Linked DNA regions of Homo sapiens: region 1 is linked to region 2. The links are chromatin contacts, found by POLR2A ChIA-PET in ENCODE. All regions are on one chromosome and are shown on one strand. Each heading gives the region's core, a stretch centred on a gene start or an enhancer-like site at or near the end of the contact. The rest is flanking DNA. Distances are from core to core; before and after follow the strand shown. Region 1 has its middle 30 kb from the start of SNORD83B. Region 2 has its middle 19 kb from the start of APOBEC3H.

What was found. ChIA-PET counts read pairs that join two places held with the same protein, here RNA polymerase II (POLR2A).
Region 1: POLR2A ChIA-PET joins it to region 2 with 11 read pairs in Panc1. The contact joins two enhancer-like sites. POLR2A ChIA-PET finds 5 or more read pairs at or near these places in 3 of 52 experiments (Panc1, WTC11 and activated CD8-positive, alpha-beta memory T cell).

Annotation. Positions count from the first base shown.
Region 1 is chr22:39,280,661-39,286,717 of GRCh38, forward strand. No RefSeq gene overlaps it. Among named protein-coding and RNA genes, the nearest start is that of SNORD83B, 30 kb to the right of the region's middle. RefSeq lists an enhancer at 1,044-1,543. Within about 2 kb of position 3,116, at least 23 of the 41 ENCODE cell types and tissues checked have a DNase peak (open chromatin) inside an H3K27ac peak, as active enhancers do.
Region 2 is chr22:39,113,084-39,119,277 of GRCh38, forward strand. No RefSeq gene overlaps it. Among named protein-coding and RNA genes, the nearest start is that of APOBEC3H, 19 kb to the left of the region's middle. RefSeq lists enhancers at 885-1,859, 4,658-4,757, 4,768-4,917. Within about 2 kb of position 2,113, at least 5 of the 41 ENCODE cell types and tissues checked have a DNase peak (open chromatin) inside an H3K27ac peak, as active enhancers do.

The sequences.
Region 1 (6,057 bases), core at 1,866-4,365, 170 kb after region 2:
TCGCCAGGAAGAGTTTGGCACCCCATTGACTCCTCCTGTGAAGAGACCAGAGAGATTAGACCATTAGGTTAAAGTCACGCAGCCAATGGGCAGGAAGATAAACTGTGCTGTTATTCAGAGTCACCTAGACCTGCTTTGGGTTATAGAAGAAATATGCCAATAGGGCCAGGCGTGGTGGCTCGCACCTGAATCCCAGCACTTTGGGAGGCCGAGATGGGCAGATCACCTGAAGTCAGGAGTTTGAGACCAGCCTGGCCAACATGGTGAAACCCCATCTCTACTAAAATTACAAAAAATTAGCTGGGCGTGGTGGCAGGTGCCTGTAATCCCAGCTACTTGGGAGGCTGAGGCAGGAGAATTGCTTGAACTTGGGAGGCAGAGGTTGCAGTGAGCCGAGATCGTGCCACTGCACTTCAGCCTGGGTGACAGAGCAAGATTCCGTCTTGGAAAAAAAAAATTAAAATAAATACATAAATAAAAAATAAAAATACAGAAAATTAGCTGGGCGTGGTGGCGCAGGCCTGTAATCCCAGCTACTCAGGAGGTTGAGGCAAGAGAATCTCTTGAACCTAGGAGACAGTGAGCAGAGATCACACCACTGCACTCCAGCCCGGGTGACAAAGCGATATCAAAAAAAAAAAAAAAGAAAAAGAAATATGCAAATATGGCAAATCCATTCTCATTGGAAAGGAGTCATACTATGCAGATGAGGCTCCCCACTGCTCTCCATCCCCCTCCTCTGCTTCACTTTGCTCCCCAGCATCTACCCTTCCAGACGTGTCACAGGGCTACATGTGAATTACTGTCTGTCTCCCACGAGACAAGGACTGTGTCTGTTGTGTTACCCACTGTGTTGTGTTCCCAGCACCTTGAACATAAAATAAGGAGATCATCCTGGATGATTTGGGTGGGCCCAGCACAATCACAAGAATCCCTGGATGTGCAAGAGGGAGGCGGAAGAGCAAGTGTCAGGGTCAGAGGGAGTGGAAGACGCTGTGCTGCTGGCTTTGAGGGGAGGAAGGAACTGCAGGCCAAGGAATGCGAGCGGCCTCTAGGAGCTGCAAAGCCAAAGGAGGGCCCATGAAGGCACAGGCCCTGCCCGCACCTTGACTTTAGCCCACAAGACCCACTTCAGACTTCCGACCTCCAGAGCTGTAAGAGCTCACATCCCTGTTATTTTAAACCGCTACATTTGTGGTCATTCCTCACAGCAGCAATAGGAAACTGATAGGAAACTAACGCAGTTACAGTGTGGGCTCAAAAACACTTTCCTCTGAATGTACATTTGTTTTGTTTTGAACTGAGTCTCACTCTGTCACCCAGGCTGGAGTGCAGTGACACAATCACGGCTCATTGCAGCCTTGACCTCCCAGGCTCAAGCGATCCTTCCACCCCAGCTTCCTGAGTGCTGGGACCACAGGCGTGCACCATCACGCCTGGCTACTTTTTTTTTTTTTTGAGATGGAATTTTGCTCTTGTCACCCAGGTTGGAGTGCGATGGCGTGATCTCGGCTTACTGCAACCTCCACCTCCTAGGTTCAAGCGATTCTCCTGCCTCAGCCTCCCAAGTAGCTGGGACTACAGGTGTGCACCACCACACCTGGCTACTTGTTGTATTTTTAGTAGAGACAGGCTTTCACTATGTTAGCCAGGCTGATCTCAAACTCCTGACCTTAGATGATCCGCCTGCCTCATCCTCCCAAAGTGCTGGGATGACAGGTGTGAGCCCCCGTGCCCGACCGTGTTGAAGTGTTGGAAAGTGTGCTTCTTCATTGGTATGGAGCCCCACCTGGTCAGCACGGATCCAGCCCCCTCTTGCGTGTCCCTTTGTGCGGAGGGTGCTCACAGAGTACTGGCAGGCGTCCAGGGCCATTTTTCCTCTTTCACTATGACACACAGTGCCACGAGCGTGTCCATGAGCACGAGGGGGTGTTTCCTAAGACCTGCCTAGGCCGTTCCTCACTGTGGGACCTCGGGGACATCACATCCCCTCTCTGAGCCTCAGTGTCCTCATCTGTTAAATGGAGCATCTGATGGTCCCTCCCTCACAACGCGCTCTCCCTATGCCAAGCTGGTGCCCTCTCCTCTCCTCTTGGCAGGGCCCTGCAGGGGGGCAAAGGACACAGCGGGAGACTCCACCCTGACGCTCAGCTGTGATCAGCGTGTCAGGCCCTGCCTGGCTTGCCCTGTGGAGCTGAGCTCCAGGGAAGGCCCAGCCCAAGCTGCACACGCACCAGGCTCACAGAATGAAAAATCAGTCATGGGTGCTTGGGCTGGGTCATCAGAGCCTCTGAGGTCAGGGGCTCCAGGAGGAAGGATCACAGTGGCACAGTGATGGGGAAAGCAGGACATCCGGGAACAGCCTCCACACTGGCCACCCCTTGGCTGGGGACTGTGAGCCAGTCACCATCCATGCCAGGCCTCAGAGTCCTCCCCTGTAAAGGAAGACAACAATGACCCCTCCTGGGCTGTGCTGGGGACCCAGCGAGGGAGCAAGATGTAAACAGAGATGGAAATGACACACTTCCTGGCCCTTAAGAAGCTCAGGTCTGGACACGAGTAAACAGGCTTTGACTTTGTAGAGAGAGGGGCTCCAAGAGGGAGCTGGGATCTCAGAGCCCCACCCCCACTCCATCCAGCCTGGGGAAGCAGGGAGGACTTCCCGAGGAAGGGGCATATGGAACCCTTGGGGCCGTGTAGCTAAGCCTGGAAATGCCCTTCTGCAGGGGTGGCCATCAGCCCTCCTGAGGCCCAGCAATGACCAGGCCAGGGCAGGAAGCCAGCCAGGGGACTCCAGAGGGGCTTTCTGGGCGGAAGTGGAGGTGGGGTTCCTCAAGGTGGAGAATGAGGTCAGGGCTTGGCCGACCCGGCAGGTGATTCCTCCTGGCCAGCCCCTGGCCTGTCCAGGGAGGCGGTCCCACCCCCAGGCCTGCCCCATCACCAGCCAGTGGTCAGGCCCGGGCTGCCTGATGCCCCCTGTGCTGACTCATGTCCGCCCGGCTGTCCCTGGCCGGAGGGAGGGGGCGGACCCTACTCCACACTTGACCTTATCAGGCCTTGCTGGTGTCCAGCCGCTGGAACGTGGGCAGGGCCTCGGCCTAGCAGGCACGACTCTGGACCTCCCAACCCCCTCCCTGACCTGGTTGGGCAGGGTGTGCATGAGCTCATGGGAGCCCCAGGCAGGGCAGGGCAGGGCAGGGCAGGCAGCGCGTCGGCCCAAGAAGGGATGAGGCCAACAGCCTGGCTGGGGTGCCCCCGTGGAGCTTGCCCGCGGCCCCCTGCCCGGCGGGACAGGGCTGGGCATGGGCTATTCTTAGTTCCCGAGTGGGCCCCAGATGTAGCAGCTGGTACCCTACATTCCTACCATACAGCCCAGCCTGGCACACAGGGCACGCACCAGTATGAAGGCACACACATGTGGACACACCCATGCACAAGAACACTCCTACAACTGCACGAGCATACACATGAGCGTGAATGTGCAGTGGTGTGCACATGAGCATGTGCCTACATCTGTGTACAGAGACACGCTCACTCCACCTGCCTTTACGCAGACACACCAACTGCTATTCACATGTGTACAAACATGTGCACACCCACCTCCCACAGGCACGCCAACATACACAGAGGCCTGCATATAAGGCCCACCCAGGTGTACACTTCGGGGACACCAGCTGGCTGAGCGTCACTCAGCAACATAAGCAGCCCCGGGTCCCGGCCTATGTGTGCACACATCGAGTGCCAGCTTTAGAGAATTCCATTCCTTGCTGGCTCTGCTAATGATGCCCTCAGGGATGTCCCATTCTGGCAGCTGTAAACAGGCAACGAGCACAATGGGACTCTTGTTCTTTCAGGTGTAGCACAGAGGGCTGGAGGTGCACAGAGGAGTGGCGGCCCAGTGTAGGGTGGTCAGGGAAGGCTTCCTGGAGGAGGGGGTCTTCGAAGGAGCAAGCAGGGAAGGACATGCCTGTTTGAATGAACCCAGCCTAGACTGAGTAATTTTCTCTGCTTAGGGAAATAACAACCATGGCGGTAAACCCTTGTCACGCTCCTATTTACCACACACTTCCTCGGCACCAGACTCCATGTGTGTCATCTCATTTCATCCTCATGACAACCTTATGAGGCGAGTCCTACTACGGTCACCATGTGCAGATGAAGCCCTTGAGGCAAAGACGGGCCTTGACATATGGCTGGTGAGTCTGATCCCAAAGCCCGTGTTCTTAACCCAGCCTGCAGGCACTGGTGGCGACTTTGTTGGTCATGGAGGGTGTTCCAGTTATCCATTGCTATGCTGCAAATGATCCCAAAATTTAGTGGCTTAAAACAAGAGCAATCATTTGTTTCTCTCACAGATCTGCAAGTCAAGCCAGATGCCGCAAGAAGGCACAGCACTGCTCTATGAGGCATCAGCTGGGGCAACTTGAGTGGGAGCTGGAGGTCCCATTGGCTCTACTGGGGCTGACAGCTGGCAGGGGTAGAGGGTCCTCTGTTCCTTCCCACACCGGCCTTTCCATGGGGCTGTTGAGCTTCCTCACAGCATGGTGGCTGAGTCCCAAGAGGTGGGAAGTAGAAGTTGCAGTTTTTTATGGCCTGGGTCCAGAAACTGACACAGCCTCACTGGCAACATATTGATCAAGCATCCACGGAGCCCAGATTCAAGGAAAAAGGACATAGACTCCCATCTTTCAAGAAGAGGAGTGTCAAATAATTGGGGGAAGAGCATGTTCTAAAACCACCAGAATAAGAATGGAGGGGACTCCAAGGCAGGCGACCAGTATCTAATGCAGAGCCTCCTGCCCTGTTCCAGACCTCAGAACTCCAGCCAGGGCCACAAGTCAGCCTAGTGCAGACCATAGACCACCCCACCCACCCCTGCTCATTTCCTTTACATTTTTTTCTTTCTTTCTTTTTTTTTTTTTTTTTTTTTTTGAGACAGTCTCACACTGTTGTCCGAGCTGGAGTGCAGTGGCACTATCTCGGCTCATTGCAACCTCTGCCTTCCAGGTTCAAGTGATTCTCCTGCCTTAGCCTCCCCAGTAGCTGGGATTACAGGTGTCCACCACCAAACCCGGCTAATTTTTTTTTTTTTTTTTTTTTTTGTATTTTTAGTAGAGATGGGATTTCACTATGTTGGCCAGGCTGGTCTTGAACTCCTGACCTTGTGATCTGCCCACCTCGGCCTCCCAAAATGCTGTAATTACAGGCGTGAGCTGCCGTACCTGGCTTTTTTCTTTTCTTTTCCTTTTCTTTCCTTTTTTCTTTCTTTCTTTCTTTTTTTCTCTCTCTCTCTTTCTTTCTTCTTCTTTCTTTCTTCTTTCTTTTTTTTTGAGATGGTCTCACTCTGTCACCCAAGCTGGAGGGCAGAGGCACAATCTTGGCTCATGGCAGCCTCAACCACCCCAGCTCAAGCAATCCTCCTACCTCAGCCTCCCCAGTAGCTGGAACCATAGACATGCACCACCACACCCAGCTAATTTCTTTTTTCACGTATTTTTTGTAGAGACGGAGTTTAACCATGTTCTCCAGGCTGGTCTTGAACTCCTGGTCTCAAGGGATCCACCTGCCTCGGCCTCCCAAAGTGCTGGGATTACAGGCTCTGTTCACATTTTTGTGTGTGTGTGCCAAGCACAGAGGGGCCACTGTGTGCAGCTACAGAGGCCCAGCTGGCCTGGCACCTCGGCTGGAAAGGGGCAGCCTCTGGGTAGAAGAGCTGGGTGCCCAGGTGGGGAAGGCATTTCACTCACCCCCTGCCAGAGCTCCCTTGGAGCCCCAGAGTTCCAGGCTCCTGGGTCCTATCTCCTCTGCTTTCTCCAAGCCCATTCCAGGGAAACAGAAACCCAGACAGGGCTTGGAAGATGTCACTCCTGGGTCCTGAAGTGAGACCCCAGAATAGATGTTCTCCTGAGGTCCCCTCTCCTGAAGTTTTATAATTCTGGGGTTGGAAGTGTCCCATGCTGTAAAATCCAAAAGTCTGTTTCCCTGCTTCTCTTTTTCTTATTTATTTATTTATTTTGAGATAGGGTCTCACTGTGTCACCAAGGCTGAATAGCAGTG
Region 2 (6,194 bases), core at 863-3,362:
GTGTTTTTTGTTTTGTTTTTGTTTTTGTTGTTTTGAGATGGAGTCCCGCTCTGTCGCCCAGGCTGGAGTACAGTGGCACGATCTCGGCTCACTGCAACCTACGCCTCCTGGGTTCAAGTGATTCTCCTGCCTCAGCCTCCCGAGTAGCTTGGACTACAGGCACTTGCCACCACGCCTGGCTAATTTTTTGTATTTTTAGTAGAGACGGGGTTTCACCATGTTAGCCAGGATAGTCTCAATCTCCTGACCTCGTGATCCGCCCGCCTCGGCCTCCCAAAGTGCTGGGATTACAGGCATGAGCCACCACGCCCGGCCAAATAAAGTAGAAATAAAGCCAAATAAAAAAGAAAATGTGGTATATACAAACAGTAGAATATTAGAAGATTCTGTCATATGCTACAAAGTAGGTGGTATATACACATAGTAGAATATTATTCAGCCTTGAAAAAGGAGATTCTGTCATGCACTACAAAATAGGTAAACCTGGAGGACACTATAGCAGGTGAAATAAGCCAGTCACAAAAAGACTAATACTGCATGATCCCACCTCCTTGAGATATCTACAACAGTCAAACTCAAGGAAACAGAATGTAGAACAAGGGCTATCTGGGGCTAGGGGAGGGGGAAACTGAGAGTTGTCATTCAATGAGTATAGAGTTTCAGTTTTGCAAGATGAAAAAGCTCCAGAGATCTGTCACCAAACAATGTAAGTATAGTTAACAACACTGGGCCAGATGAGGTGGCTCATGCCTGTAATCCCAGCCTCCCTGAGGAGGGCGAATCGCTTGAGCTCAGGAGTTCAAGACAAGCCTGGGCAACATGGTGAAACTTGTCTCTACCAAAAATAGAAAAAAAAAAAAAAAAAAAGCCGGGCATGGTGGCGCATGCCTGTCATCTGAGCTACATGGGAAGCTGAAGTGGAAGGATTGGTGGACCTAGGAGGTGGAGGTTGCATTGAGCCGAGATCGCACCACTGCATGACACAGTGAGACCCTATCTTCAAAAAAAAAAAAAAAAAACCCACTGAACTGTACACTTAAAAATGGTTAAGAAGCCAGATGTAGTGGCTCACACCTATATTCCCAGCACTTCCCAGAATTTATGGTTTGTAGTGTAATGCCTAACTTTGTTTTTTACTAACCTTATTTTAACCTTGTTTTTACTAACCCTATTTTTAAATGTTCCCTTTTTGTCTCCTTAATTACCTAGCCTTGTTTCCCATATGAATAGACTCTCCCTTAGCGGGGAAAGCCGACGAACTCCATCTGGCCCCTTGATTTACAAGACGTTAAGGGCTCCTTACCCGACCCCCTTCGTCAAGGAGTTAACCTGTGTAAGCTGATCCTCAGCATTTCAAAGGAGCTCAATGAACTGATAAGGTACTAGAACAAACAATGTATGAAGTTCCCAGGATTTTGCTCAAAAAGATAACAACATAAAGCCTTGAGTCTGTGTCCGGCATAGCATCCATATCTAACTCTTATGAAGGATTTAGAGCCCCGCACCTGGTTCCGTTGCTTTTTTTGTAACCATTTGTCTTTTAAATTGTTTATTTCTCTGTAACCATTTGTTTTTTGATTCTTGCGTGTTTTTACTTCTGTAGAATTATTGCATTTGAGCTCCCCTCCCCTTCCTAAACCAAGCTATAAAAGTAAATCAAGCCCCTTCCTCGGGGCCGAGAGAATTTTGAGCGTTAGCTGTCTCTTTGGCCACCGGCTTAAATAAAGGACTCTTAATTCGTCTCAAAGTGTGGCGTTTTCTCTAACTCGCTCGGGTATAACAGTAGGGCATGACTCTTCAGACCCCTTAGATAGGAATTTGCACAAGCTGAAAAGATCAGAGCTTAGCCCACACAAAGTAGATGAATAGGAGAAAAGGCATACTAATTTATTAACATGTCCATGAGAGAGAATGACAGAGGGAGCACTCCAACCCCACAAAGAGCTGTAGCAGTTCATATACCATCTTGAGGTTACAGAAAGATTTGGGGCTTGGATCCTGGCAAAACAGGCTATGGGAAAGGGAGAAGAGGAGGCCTGGCTGGCAAAGGTGGTCTTGTTATGTAGATGAAACCTCACAGATAGCAGTCCTCGGAGGAAAAAGATGGTAAATGTTTCTTTCAGAGTTTTAGGGTGTCAGAATCTCAGTTCCTCTTTCCTAGATCTGGACAAGGGAGGGCCTGGGAGAAAACCAGGCTGCAGCAATGCAGATTTTCTACAGATGCAAATCTCCCCCACAAAAGACCGCTTTTGCCGGGCGCGGTGGCTCAAGCCTATCTGTAATCCCAGCACTTTGAGAGGCCGAGGTGGGCGGATCACCTGGGGTTAGGAGTTCAAGACCAGCCTGGTCAACACGGGGAAACTCCATCTCTACCAAAAATAGAAAAAAAAAAAATTAGCTGGGTGTGGTGGTGTGTGCCTGTAATCCCAGCTACTCATGAGGCTGAGGCAGGAGAATCGCTCGAATCCAGAAGGCGGAGGTTGCAGTGAGCAGATATCATGCCACTGCATTCCAGCCTGGAGGACAGAATGAAACTCAGTCTCAAAATAATAATAATAATAGAAGACCGCTTTGCAGGGCTGCTTCTGTTTGCAGGAGCAGCCATCTCAAAATATATCAGAGAAGGATATTTTGATTACCTTTACTAGCCTTTCAGGTCTCAGAAGCAGATAGATGATGATGGATAGATGGATGGATAGATGAATGGATGGATGGATAGATAGATAGGTAGATATGAGGACTAAGCTCTGCTTTTTTTTTTTTTTTAATCTTGCCCAAATTCCTATCTAAGGGGTCTGGGGAGTCATGCCCTATAAACCATAAATTCTCATCAGATGAGTTTTATTTAACCCTCTGTTTCATGACTTACTTTCCAATATGATCGCTGAAGGGGTTCACCTTGCCCACTGCCTAGACAGAGCTGATTTATATCAAGACACAGCAATTGCAATAGAGAAAGAGTAATTCACGCAGAGCAGGCTGTGCAGGAGACTGGAATTTTATTATTACTCAAATCAGTCTCACGGAAAACTTGGGGATCAGAGGTGGTTTTTTGTTTTTTGGTTTTTGGTTTTTTCTAGAAGGAGACTTGCTGTCATCCAGACTGGAGTGTTACCGGTGGTGACAGTCTAGCACCTTTTAAAGGTCTGATAGGAAACATTTGTCATCTCTTGTCTCTAAGGGCAGCCACTATGAGACTTCAAAAGAGACTTGGTCTTCACAGTCTTTTATTTTATTTTATTTTATTTATTTTTGAGACACAGTCTAGTTTTGTCACCCAGGCTAGAGTGCAGTGGACCTCTGCTCACTGCAACCTCCCGCCTCCTGGGTTTGAGAGATTCTCCTGCCTCAGCCTCCCGAGTGGCTGGGATTACAGGCGTGCCACCATGCCTGGCTGATTTTTATATTTTTAGTAGAGATGGGGTTTCGCTGTATTGGTCAGGCTGGTCTCAAACTCCTGACCTCAGGTGATCCATCCGCCTCGGCCTCCCAAAGTGCTAGGATTACAGGTGTGAGCCACTGTGCCCAGCCACAATCTTTTATCTTAACCTCAACATTTTCTTTCTGTTGATCCCAGGTCTTTAGACAAACTAAACCGACTGTCAAGCAGAAAATGTTTAAATTTACCTATAGCCTGGAAGCCCCCTGACTTCGAATTGTCCTGCCTTTCTGGACCAAACCAATATATGTCTCGAATGTATTTGATTGATGTCTCATGCCTTCTTAAATATATATAAAACCAAGTTGCACCCCAGCCACCTTGGGCACATGTTCTCAGGACCTCCTGAAGGCTGTGTCATGGGCCATGCTTACTCATATTTGGCTCAGAATAAATCTATTCAAATATTTTATAGAGTTTGACTCTTTTCGTTGACAGATAGACAGACAGATACTGGCATAGGAATAGACAGGCAAATCTAAGACTTTTAATCTCTCTCTTTTTTTTTTTTTTTTTTTGAGATAGCATCTCACTCTGTCACCCAGGCTAGAGTGCAGTGGCGCGATCTCGGCTCACTGCAACCTCCGCCTCCCGGATTCAAGTGATTCTCCTGCCTCAGCCTCCCGAGTAGCTGGGATTACATGCGCTCGCCACCATGCCCAGCTAATTTTTGTATTTTTAGTAGAAACGGGGTTTCACCATGTTGGCCAGGCTGGTCTAGAACTCCTGACTTGAGGTGATCTACCTGCCTCAGCCTCCCACAGTGCTGGGATTACAGACGTGAGCCATCATGCCCGGCCTTGATCTCTTAATTAAAACATCAATTTGCTGGAATAACAGGATGTATTTTTCTTTTATCATGCAGGACGGAGATGAGTAAAATCTCAGTAATCCTCTTCAGGGTTGACACAGCCCCCTTTTTTAAGTATTTAAGTGCTTAAGGAATATACAAAGATGTTGATTACAACATTATTACCAGGAAATATGGCTATCAATTAGAACCGAAGGCTTCTTCTCAAAGGTTAAGACTATTTTCATATTGAGGTAGTTCAGCAGGGCTGGTTTCACAAGTTACAGATCACAAGGACCCCCTGATAAAACAGGATGCGGTAAAGAGGCCCGGACCAAACCTGCCAAAACCTCTGATCATCCTCACCGCTCATTATATGCTAATTAAAATTAATTCTTGTGCTAAAAGACGCTACCGCTACCACCAGTGACTTGACAGTTTTACAAATGCCATGGCAACATCTATACATTACCCTGTATGGTCCGAAACGGGAAAGAGTCCTCAGTTCGGGGAATCCCCCACCCGCTGCCCAGAAAATTCATGAGTAATTGAATGAATAACTGTTGATAACCTTCAAGTCATGTTCAACAGTAAGCAGGCTTCCAAAGCAATCCACCTTGGGAGCTGTAACCCAGCCTATGCTATAACAACCATAAGATGTTGGTTACTTATTTTCTTCTCTGTTCTTTTCTTCCTCCACATGTGGTCATTGAAGTAGAGGGTGTTCACCAATTCACTAGTAATTGATTAACGTCACATTCTGCCCCCTGGAGGCTGCCTGCAAGATTCATGAACTTGTTTTGCTTCTGAAGAATGAAGATCCTGAGGTCATGCGACCTCCTTGGCGATGTCCAGAAGTTTGATTGACGAAGGGACGCAAACAGCTTTGATCATGGGGGAATCTCACCTCCCGCCCTACCCACCTTACAAAGGAAGGTCAGATTCGAGAGTTTGGGTCTCCCATCCTCAGGCCGTGGCCAAATTGAATAAACCTTTCTCTGCTCCTAAGCGCCCACATGTCAGTGCTTGGCTTACAGCGTGTCAGGTACTCAAACCTACCCTTTGGGGTTCTGCAACAGTCTTTTGACTCGATGGTAACATTGCGTCTCCAACTAAAGAATCTTATCATAAATTTCTCAAATGATTGATGTACTGATCAGTGTGTAACCTGCAGACACTAAATAGGACACTGATTTCTTTTAAGGTGAGCTGAAGTCTGAAGTTCGACTGATTGTCTTGTGTGTAGGCATTCTTATCCTGTATGATGTCATCTGTACCCCATGATGGTGATGGTAACCTCTGTGTTGTACCCTCTAAGGAAAGGAGTCCCCCTCCATTGTTTTTTGTTGTTGTTGTTGTTGTTTTTGAGATATATTTTTGCTCATGACACCCAGGCTGTGGTACTGTGGCACAATCTCGGCTCACCGCAACCTCCACCTCCTGGGTTCAAGCGATTTTCCTGCCTCAGCCTCCCAAGTAGCTGGGATTACAGGCATGCACCACCATGCCTGGCTAATTTTTTTTTTTTTTTTTTTGTATTTTTAGTAGCGACAGGGTTTCACCATGTTGGTCAAGTTGGTCTCAAACTCCTGACCTCAGGTGATCCACCCACCTCGGCCTCCCAAATTGTTGGGATTACAGGCATGAGCCACTGCGCCCAGCTCCCCCTTCCTTCTTTTAAACTTTCCTAAAAAAAACCTTGTGACAGACTCTGAAATACCCCCAACCTTGTTGGTGTGTCTTCCTGGGTCGATCATCACATTTGGCTTCCAATAAACCTTTATCAAATTATTTCTGCCTCAATAGCCTTAATTTCGGTGGACACTCTGGACTGCTTAATAAATGGTGCTGGCACAACTGGCTATCCATCTGGAAGAAAATTGAGTCCTTTTTCATACCATATGCAAAAATAAATTCCAGATGGCTCAGAGCTTCAATGTAAAAAATTAAAATCTTAGAAAAAAA